Regions from separate parts of the Homo sapiens genome. Here region 1 is linked to region 2. Evidence: chromatin loops called from intact Hi-C (ENCODE). Cell type or tissue: adrenal gland. All regions are shown on one strand. Region 1 overlaps ABTB3 (ankyrin repeat and BTB domain containing 3). Region 2 overlaps ABTB3 (ankyrin repeat and BTB domain containing 3).

The links. Peaks named below come from ENCODE experiments on the same cell type or tissue, not always from the same donor. Only the 100,000 strongest peaks of a DNase experiment are listed, where the experiment ranks them.
Region 1: it touches region 2 in a loop (2.0-fold over the local background); 1 of 110 quality-filtered maps calls a loop at or near these places.

Annotation. Positions count from the first base shown.
Region 1 is chr12:107,578,824-107,583,823 of GRCh38, reverse strand. ABTB3 (ankyrin repeat and BTB domain containing 3) reads right to left here. Exons shown (of 17, transcript NM_001018072.2): 4 at 2,520-2,672. Among named protein-coding and RNA genes, the nearest start is that of PWP1, 100 kb to the left of the region's middle. In adrenal gland, no CTCF peak of the experiment used is centred here; a DNase peak (open chromatin) is centred at 2,574; H3K4me3 peaks cover 483 bases; H3K27me3 peaks cover 1,140 bases.
Region 2 is chr12:107,456,379-107,461,378 of GRCh38, reverse strand. All of the region lies in intron 1 of ABTB3 (ankyrin repeat and BTB domain containing 3), which reads right to left. Among named protein-coding and RNA genes, the nearest start is that of ABTB3, 140 kb to the right of the region's middle. In adrenal gland, no CTCF peak of the experiment used is centred here; DNase peaks (open chromatin) are centred at 2,679 and 2,938; H3K27ac peaks cover 389 bases.

The DNA of each region.
Region 1 (5,000 bases), 120 kb before region 2:
TCCTCTGCTCCTCTGTGCATTCTGGCCTGCGTGCACATCACATTCACATCCTGAATGCCAGGGCTGAGGCTTCAAACTGGACAGATGCTGAAATTGAAATCCTTGGTGTGACTGTCAGAATGACACACACTTGGTCGCTAGACCATGCAGAAAGAGCTCTGTGCTGAGGAGGGGGGGCGCAGAGATGGACAGTGGCCCCTGAGGCTCATGTTCAGTCTGCAAAATTGTGAAAAGGGACAGAGCCATCCAGAAGATAGTGTCCTCTGAGAGGGCTTGTCTAGGTCTAGGGTGAGAGAGCAGAAAAATGACACATGGTTGTATCATTGGGTCTCTGGGTGCGATATCTGGCTCCCAACTCTGTCACTTACCATCTGTGTGATGTTGGCAGAGTTACCTAATGTCACTAAGCCTTGATTTCCACCTCTGTAAAATGGGGCAGCACTGCTTTTCCTGGATACCAATGTTTGTTTTGAGGCTGTTATGAGAAAGTATTAAAGGCCTTCCAAAATTATAGAATAATACCTAAGTAGGAGCCTCCTTATTATTTCAGCGGTAGCAGAGGCTCGGGGACTTTAGTTAAAAATGACCGCTTTATAGGCACTTATTTCCTTTCAGGCATTGTTTGAATGGATACTGCACGTTCATTATCCTACTTTGTGCTCACACCAACCTCTAAGCAGAGCTGCTATTCATATTTCCACATTACTCATGGGAAAACTAAGGTCCAGAGAGGTTAACTAGCTTGCCCAAGTTTGCACAGTTGATTAACTCTGGTGGTGAGATCTGGACCCAGGCAATGGGACCCTGGAGCCCAGGCTCCTAACTTTTAAGCTGTAGGGTCTCCTGAAGGTATGACAAACAAGGAATGCTTTGTCAGTTAGCATTAAGAAAACATCTAACCTTCCCTGTCACCCAGCAGTCCCGGGCTTCCTGCAAAAGGAGAGCAGGAGCTGCCAAGACATCCAGGTTGGCGATGGGGGCAATGAGCAGGAGTGGTGGGAGTGAGCCTGCACGCAGAATGTGCCCCGCCCACCCCTGAAAACAGGAGGCAGCACAGTCCGGTGGCAGAGGCTGGACTTAGAGTAGGACCACAAGAATTTCTTCCTTGGCACTTCTACCTACAAGCTGCTCCACCAATGGTTCCCAATCTGTAAAATGGGAAGATTATGCCAACCTCATGATGCCGCTTCGGGGATTAAAAGAGAGAAATCTTTTGTTGCAATTGATAACCGTCACATGGTAGGTGCTCAGTGAATGACCGTTCCCTCGCCTCTCCCTGAGATGGGCTGTTATTGTAGGTGACAAGGTACAAGGCATGGTGGCACAGCCAGAAAATGCCCAGACAAAAATCTGAAGACAGGAAAGCGCTCAGTGGTTAGAACTATGATCCCAGGGCTCTGGACTGCCTGAATTCATATCCTGACTCTATTATTTACTACTCCAGTGACTTTGAGCATGGTATTGAACCTATCTGTGCCTCAGTTTCCTTACCTTTGAAGTGAGCATAATCACAGTACCTACTTTACACTGTTTGGGAAATATTCATCTGTGTAAAGCACTTAGAACAGTGCTCGGCATGTGGTAAACATCCAATAAATGCTAGCAATTATGACTTTGACTCGCTCTCTGCATGTTCTTGGGCTGAGGGACAGCTCTGGGCCTTCGGGGGGCTGCTGCATACCACAAACCCTCCATTTCCTTGCAGAACCCCAATCAGATCTGAAAGGGCAGAAATCTCTGCCCTTGGCCTGGTTGGATGAACTGTGGAGGAAAGGCAGTTTCCCATCAAGTGGGTAGGAAGGGATTTGAAAATGATGACAATGACACCTGGGAAACAGCTGGGAGTGGGGGGAGTCGGGAAAGTGCATGCTCTTAGGTGTGTTCGTGTGCGTGCACGCGCACGCACACACACACGCCCCACTGGGTTTCTGTGTTTTTTTGCATTTAAAGCCAGATTATGACTCACCTGAGTGAGTTCTTTTATTTCTCTTGCTTTGGCTCAAAATGAGCACCCACGCATGGGGGCCCCTGAGTGGCCCATGGGTAATTCCCACCTTGACAGAGGAGAGCCCTGGATACAGGCCTGAGGAATGCAGAGAAGACCACTCCATCCTCACGCAAGTGAAAACGCAGAGGCGCTCTCTGACCCAGCCAGAAATTTCACTCTGTAAGGTTTGGTTAAAAAACTACAGGAAGACCGGATTTTACTGGGGGAGGAGAGAGAAAGAGAGGGAGAAGCTAGGCGCAGAGAGAACAGCCAGAGAGAAACCACACCGACATCTGTAATCTAAGAATCGGACCGTCCTCCACGGGCCTCGCCGCGTTCTTTCAACCCTGCAACTCCAGGGACCTGCTTATTGTTCAGCCCGCGTCTGCCACTTCAACCAGGGAGCCTCCACCCCAGCGCCGCCGAGGTGTGCGGGGCTCAGGCCGCCCAGCGGGGCTCTGATTGGAGGGGTGGAGGCTGCGAGGCCGGAGCCCTCCCTCCCCTGCCGCCCCCCGCCCGCCCCCGCGCCTACCTGAGCTGGCGCGGCTCGCAGTCCACGCCGGGCAGCAGCAGCCGGGCCGCCTGGCGGACGTCGTCGCTGTCCATGGAGAAGCTGCGGCGGTGGCCGGCGTGCGCCACGGCCACCCGGATCCACTCCATCAGCGGCGGCAGCACGAGGAAGGGCCTGCGGTGGGAGGAGGGACCCGGAGACGCGCGTTAGGGCCTCCCCGGAGGCAGGGGCTGCCGGCTTGGCCCCACCCCCTGCTCGCGGGGATCCCCCCATCTCCCGACTCCCCAGCCCACACCCCGCTTTCCCTGGAGACCCTGCCTCTGAATTCCAGAGTAGTGGGAGAGCCTTTGGAGACATCCGGACCGCACCGGTGACCCCGGGGCAGGCTCTCTGGAATCCTTGGGCCTCAGTTTCCTCATCTGTAGCCTGGGGATAATGTGACTAGGAAAGGCTAGGAGGTAACTGATCTGGGAATATTATCCCTCTCGGCGATCATGTGAACATAAGGATGAGTCACTTGAAGCACCAAGCGCAGGGTCTGGAGCGGCGGAAAACCAATCAGCGCCCCGTGTTATTTCTATTTGGGGCTCCCTGATTGTGGACCCAAGCCTAAGGTGTCCGCTAGCACTCCCTTCCCATCTGCAGCCTCGTCCCTGTCGTCTTTCTGGAGCTCTTTCAGGCTTCAGCTCTGCCCAGGCAACATGCTGCCAAAAGGCTTTGGCACCTAGAAAAGGCTCTCTAAAGAGAGCCAGGTTAACCGGCAGCCTTCCCCCAGACCCAGGCTGGCTGGGCAGCCACCCAGTGGCGCCCACAATTCGAGGCCCTTTGGACCTTGGTCACACCCCTGAAACTCTGAGAGCCTCAAGTTCCCTGCCTGCTAATGGGATCATGGTAGGCTGTTGCAAGCTTGTTGCACGCATTGAGACAATGCCTACAACTGAAGGGCAACTTTCTAAGTGCAACGCATTTGTGCCATCTTCCTATTTCTTCCAGTGATGATAAACTCTGTCCTCACATTAGGATTACTGGAGAAGATTTTGGAAAAAATAATGACACTTGAGTCCTGTCCCAGGGATTCTGATTTAATTGGTATAGGGTGCAGCTGGATACAGGCAGTTTTCAAAACCTCCCCATGTGAATTTAATGTGCATCAGAATTATCTGGAGGGTTTGTTAAAATACGGACTGCTGGGTCTCATTCCCAGAGTTTCTGATTCCATAGATCAGGGGAGGTACCCAGGAAATGCATTCCTAACCAGTTCCTGATACGGATGCTACTGGTCTGCGGACGACATTCTCAAAGAACCTCTGCTCTAAAGTCATCATGAGAGGGCCTGGGAATCATCTGGCTCTATATCCAGAGATGGTGATTGTGTTAGAGTCCAAGAAGATAATTCTGATAGGCAGCCCCTGGGATTCTGATTTAGGTGGGCCAAGTACCACACTTTGAGAAATGCACTACGTAGATGCAAAAGGTTTCCTGCCATTCAGCAGGGGTCAGACTAGCATGAAGCCAGTGGGGTTCCCTGGGTGCAAAACTGAAGGAGGCTAGGTCATGCAAATATGTTCTTGGCATGTCTCTTGCCTCCCCCGGCCCTGGGGCTGCCATTCAGTCCAGCATGGCCACCATGGCATTGAGAAGAGGATGACAGGTAGATGGGGTTATAAGTCAGCCAGCCCCCTTGAGAAATGCAGATGTCATGAGCTTCCCAGAAAGTTTTTGGTGGCAGGTGCCAGTTTTCCTATAGTCAGATCTATTTATCCAATGTTAATAATATTCAGCAGCTCAGCCATTTACATTGATTCATGGTCTCATCTGAATGCCTAGGACCAACCTCTGTGCTAGTTATGATTATGCCCATTTCATTGATCAGGAGAATGATGTTGATCCAGGTTAGGTATCATGCCCTGGACCACAAGACTAGCAAGAGCTGGGAGTCAGACCCAAGTTACTTGACTATATAGCATGTGTAGAGAAACCCCATGTGATATTGACATTCTCTTGTCCAACTTCGTAGCATGCACTCTGTTACCCAGCATGCACCTGTCACCCCAGGGGAGCTGATCAGGTCATGGACTCTTGCTGGCATGCAATGGGCTGATTCCTGTTCATGCAGCTGAGCCTCCTGTCTGTAAGGCTTCAAGCCCTTTAAAAATCCACATCCCTCTTAACCTTCAAACCACAGGCTAAATCCCATTTCTCCCTAGACGTTCCTCCTGACTTTACCTCACTTGAATCCCTCGCATTGTGGGCCTCACCCCAGAGGACTCCTCTGGCCTTACCCGCTGCCTCTGCAAATGCCCCATTAGAATGTAAACTCCACCAGGGCAGGGAATGGGGACTTCTTGGATCACGGCTCCCGCCGCAGCTCCAGGATGGTGCCTGGCACACTGTAGGCACTTAATAAATATTTGCTCATGACACAGACTAAGATTTACCAATTTCTTACTGGGTGAAACTGATAAAATTGAGTTTCTGGACCTGTGGACCTATCTGTGGGGC
Region 2 (5,000 bases):
CCATCTGTGTCTGTGTCTCTGTGTGTCCTCTCTTCTCTTAAGGATGCCAGTCATACTGGATTTAGGGTCCACCTTAATCCAGCATGTATGGTTTGGCTCTGTGTCCCCACTCAAATCTCACCTTGAATTGTAATAATCCCCATGTGTCAAGGGTGGGGCCAGGTGGAGATAATTGTATCATGGGGGTGGGTTCGCCCATACTGTTCTCGTGGTAGTGAACAAGTCTCACAAGATCTGATGGTTACCTAAATGGGAGTTCCCTGCATAAGCCCTCTTGCCTGCCACCATGTAGGACGTGCCTTTGCTTCTCCTTTGCCTTCTGCCATGATTGTGAGGCCTCCCCAGCCCTGAGGAACTGTGAGCCCATTACATCTCTTTCCTTTATAAATTACCCAGTCTTGGGTATGTCTTTATTAGCAGCATGAGAACAGACTAAAACAACCTTATTTTAACTAATTACATCTGCACAGCCCCTATTTCCAAATAAAATCATATTCTGAGGTTCCAGGGGGACGTGCTATTCTACCCAGTACAGGGGCAGGAATTTTAAAAAATTATTTAATATGTTTCCCCACTGGGACCCTCTCTGAGTGCCTTACATCACACAACCCCCAGCCCCCTGATGTGGGATGGAAAAGAGAGATGTTGAGTCAGCAAGAGAAGCAACACCGTGGCCCCTCTGAGGGAGAGCTAGAGTTTTCTTTTTTCTCTTTTTTTTTCTTCAGAGAGTCTCACTCTGTAGCCCAAGCTGGAGTGCAGTGGTGGGATCTCGGCTCACTGCCACTTCCACCTCCGGGGCTCAAGCGATTCTTGTGCCTCAGCCTCCCGAGGAGCTGGGACTACAGGGGCGTGCCATCACACCCAGCTATTTTTATTTTTGTATTTTAGTAGAGGCGTGGTTTCGTCATGTTGCCCAGGGTGGTCTCGAACTCCTGCACTCAGGTGATCCACCTGCCTTGGTCTCCCAAAGTGCTGGGATTACAGGCATGAGCCACCACGCCCAGCCAGAACTAGAGTTTTCAAACCATTTTCCCAGCCAGAATCTCAGTATAATTTCACAAAGGCCACACAGGGAGAGTGAGCTTTCCCATCTTCCAGTGAGTAAACAGCTCAGAGAGGTTAGGCCACTTGCCTAAAGCCACACAGCTGCTGAATGCAGAGCTGGGCTAGAACCCAGGCCTTTTCCCTCAAGACCAAGGCTCTTTCTCTTTCTGTCTTTTCTTTGCAGGAAAAGAACACTGGTAAGTTTGTAACAGAAAACAGGTGGCTTGGTACCCTGTTAAGGGTTTGGGGAGAAGTTGCCCCTTGAGAAAATAGCCATTCCCAGAACACTGATGTAGCAGGGCACCAGGAGGGTACAGGGAGCCAGCCTGTTTTCCCAGGTTCCTGCTTCAGGCTCCTTTTCTTACGGCCCCCCAACCCCACCCCTGCCCCCCTGGCTGCTTTAGAGTCACTGAGAGATGAATGCCAGGGGTTCTGTCTGCAGGGCGGGAGGGCCATGCTCAGTCGGGCTGTAGGGGGCACTCTGGAGGGCCGGGCCACGGCCCCTGCCACCCACAGCACACAGGGCTGCCCCACAGAGGGCCTGTGCATGGCTGTGTGTGCCACCAGGCAAGCCCTGGCTTCACTCAGAAGAAACGCAGCCACAATGCAGGTCACTTAATAAATGGCTGAGGAGCTAGGGTCTGATAACTGGCCTCTTTGCCTGCACCCCGCTGGGCTGTTGCATCTGCTGCTCCCTCTGCCCGTAATATTCTTCCCCCAGAAGGGCACTAGGCACTTCCTTACTTGCATCAGGGCTCTCCTCAAAATCACCTCCCCTTCAAGGCCATCTCTGATCAGCCTTCTTAAAACTGTGTCTGCAGCACTCCCTGCTTCATTTTTTTCCATCTAACCTCCTATAGGTTTGAATTTTGTTTATGGCCTGTCTCTGTAGATGGTAAGGTCCGCAAGAGCAGGGAGTTTTGTCTGTTTTGCTCACTGTTGGATCCCTAGTGTCTACCATAGTAGCTGGCACTCAGTAAATACTTGTTGAATCAATCAATCAATCACAAATGAATGAATTTACCATGGGGTTCAGTGCGGCAATGTGAGAAGGCTCTGAATTCAGATTTTCTGGGATGGATTCTGATCCCTCACTGACTAGCATGTGGCTTTGAGCAAATTATGTAATGTCTCTGGGCCTCAGTTTCCTCATCTGTAAAATGGGCATAATAACAGTGCCTACTCCATAGGGTTGTGGGGGGCAGGGATCAACTGAGATGAGTCTGAGGTGCCGGATACACTGCCAACCCTACATGTCTATGTCAGCTATTATTATTGGATTGTTTTTTATTATTTGCAGCTTGAGAATAGACTAATACAGAACACTGCAAAGTTCTGCAGGGGAGTAGGTGAAGGAGGCAGGCCCCCCTGTTCTCAAAGGCCTTAGAGTTTCAAGGCATCCGCCAAGCTCCCAACACCTATTCCCATGCCTGGCATAGAGGGGGCCTGCAGGGGGTGGCAGATGAATAAAGGAGAAGGGCCTCATTCCCCAGAGTCCCTGACACAGGAAGGTTCAGTGTTTCATGGCCTCATCTGTGGGAAGTAGCAGGTAAGCTGGTGGTGAGGAGAGCTGGGGACAGGGTATCTAGAGGAACTCAGCCTGTTGGATTTCCCTTGCCCTATGAGGCCTTCCTGCCCACAGGTACTCCCCAGGCTTCTAGGGTTCAAGTCCTGGCTCTCCCCTACCTGTATGTGTATCTCCCAGCAAGACACTTGGCCATTCTGGATCTCATTTTCCCATCAGTAATGTGAGGGGTGGATCTGCCTTCCAGGTGTAATACTCTAGGGTCCTTGGTGGTCCCCATTGGCCCCACCATGCCAAGTCTCCACCTTGAAGACTTTCCAAAGGAGGCCTATCCCCCTAGATTCTGTCTTGTCCCATGTAACAAGGATCGATGGGGCTGCTGTTCTGGCTCCAGTCCTCTTGGCAACTACCCAGAGGCATGGACCTTGGCATTGGTCCTGACTGGGCTCCAATCCCAGGTCTGCCTTTGCTTACTGAGTGACCTTATGCAAGTCACTTAACTTCTGACCCCATTCTGTTCACCTGTCAAATCACAATAAAACTGCTTTATTCCCCTGGGAGTGGGGACGATGAAATAACAAAGGCCATTTAAGATACCTAGCACACAGTAGGCACTCAGTACACACTATTTCCCTTTGCACTGGGCTGGGAAAAAGGGGGACATTAGACAGGGCTTGACATAGTCTCAGCAATGATGATGAGGATGAGGAGAAAGAACAAAGATAGCAGAGGTGAACATTTACTGGGTACTCACACCCAACTTTGTGCAAAGTTAAATGAATCACCCATTTAAGATTTAATTTAAATCTTCACAATGTTATTATTCCTATTTTACAAAGGAAGAAACTGAGGCTCAGCAAGGTCAAAGGTCAAGCAAGCTACCCGAGGTCACACGGCTAGTAAGGGACAGAGCAGGGACTTGAACCCATTTCTTTCTGTTGCCAAAGTCTCCATTCTTACTGTAATGTCCTGATTGCCTCCTGCAGCGTGAACATTTGCGCCACACTGGCTCTCTTTGCCCGTTCTGCCAAGTGGGAAGGTACAGATGGAAGAACAGGACATAAGCCTTGGCATGCAACAGGCAGCTGAGGCCATGCCTCCAGGGCCCTGGGTGACAGTGCTGCTTTTTATCAAGCTGAGGAGAGCCATGTTATTGCTGTCTGCCCAGAAGGACTCTGTCCCTGTGTTGGGAATTGGGACAGCTCTGAGCTCGCAGCATTTTTTTCTGCTCTAACAAGATTGAACACTGTGAATCTGTACCCAGAGACCCCATCCATTAGTTGATTAAAAGCCATAGATCAGCCTGCCTGGGACCCGCCAGCACCATTATAAATAAGAAGTGTCAGGAAATCTTTCGGCATAACCAATGTCTTCGAAATTGCCATGGTGACAGTTAATAAAACTTCGGAGTCTATCTTTCGGCAAGCCAGCTCTGCTGCCAGGCAATAAAATTTGGGATAGCCTTTGAAGCAGTTTGTATTTAAATGAGCCGTGGGTGCCATATCTCAAAGTTCCACACCCTTGGATTAAAAACAACCATTACCATCAAAGATGAGCTTGTCAGACCATTATTCCAGGCTAACACAGGCAGCTGTGAACAATGTTCAGGTTTGCCCAGGATTATCAAGGGAAAGAAAGACTACTGTAGGGCCGAGCACGGTGGCTTACGCCTGTAATCCTAGCACTTTGGTAGGCCAAGGCGGGGGGATCAACTGAGGTCAGGAGTTCGAGACCAGCCTGACCAACACAGTGAAACCCTGTCTCTACTTAAAAAATGCAAAAATTAGCTGGGCGTGGTGGCGGGTGCCTGCAGTCCCAGCTACTTGGGAGGCTGAGGCAGGAGAATCACTTGAACCCAAGAGGTGGAGGCTGCAGTGAACTGAGATCACACCACTGCACTCCAGCCTGGGCAATGAGCGAAACTCTGTCTCAAAAAGAAAAAAAAAAAAGAAAAGAAAGACTACTGAAGTGGCCACATGCACCGTCACTAGAACCAAACTGTTCAAGTTCAAATCCAGGTTCTGTCACCTCCTAGCTGTGTGACCTTGAGCAAGTTACATCAGCGGTCCCTGATCTTTTTGGTACCAGGGACTGGTTTCATGAAAGATAATTCTTCCATGGACCTGGGGGTAGGGGGATGGTTTTGGGATAATTCAAGTGCATTACATTTATTGCATATTTTATTTCTATTATTATTACATTATAATATATAATGAAATAATTATACAACTCATCATCGTGTAGAATCAGTGGGAGCCCAGAGTTTGTTTTCCTGCAACTTGATGGTACCATCTGGGGGTGATGGGAGACAGTGACAGATCACCAGGCATTAGATTCTCATAAGGAGCGCACGACTTAGGTCTGTCACATGCATAGTTCACAATACGGTTCGTGCCACTCTGAGAATCTAATGCTGCCGCTTAGGCGGTAA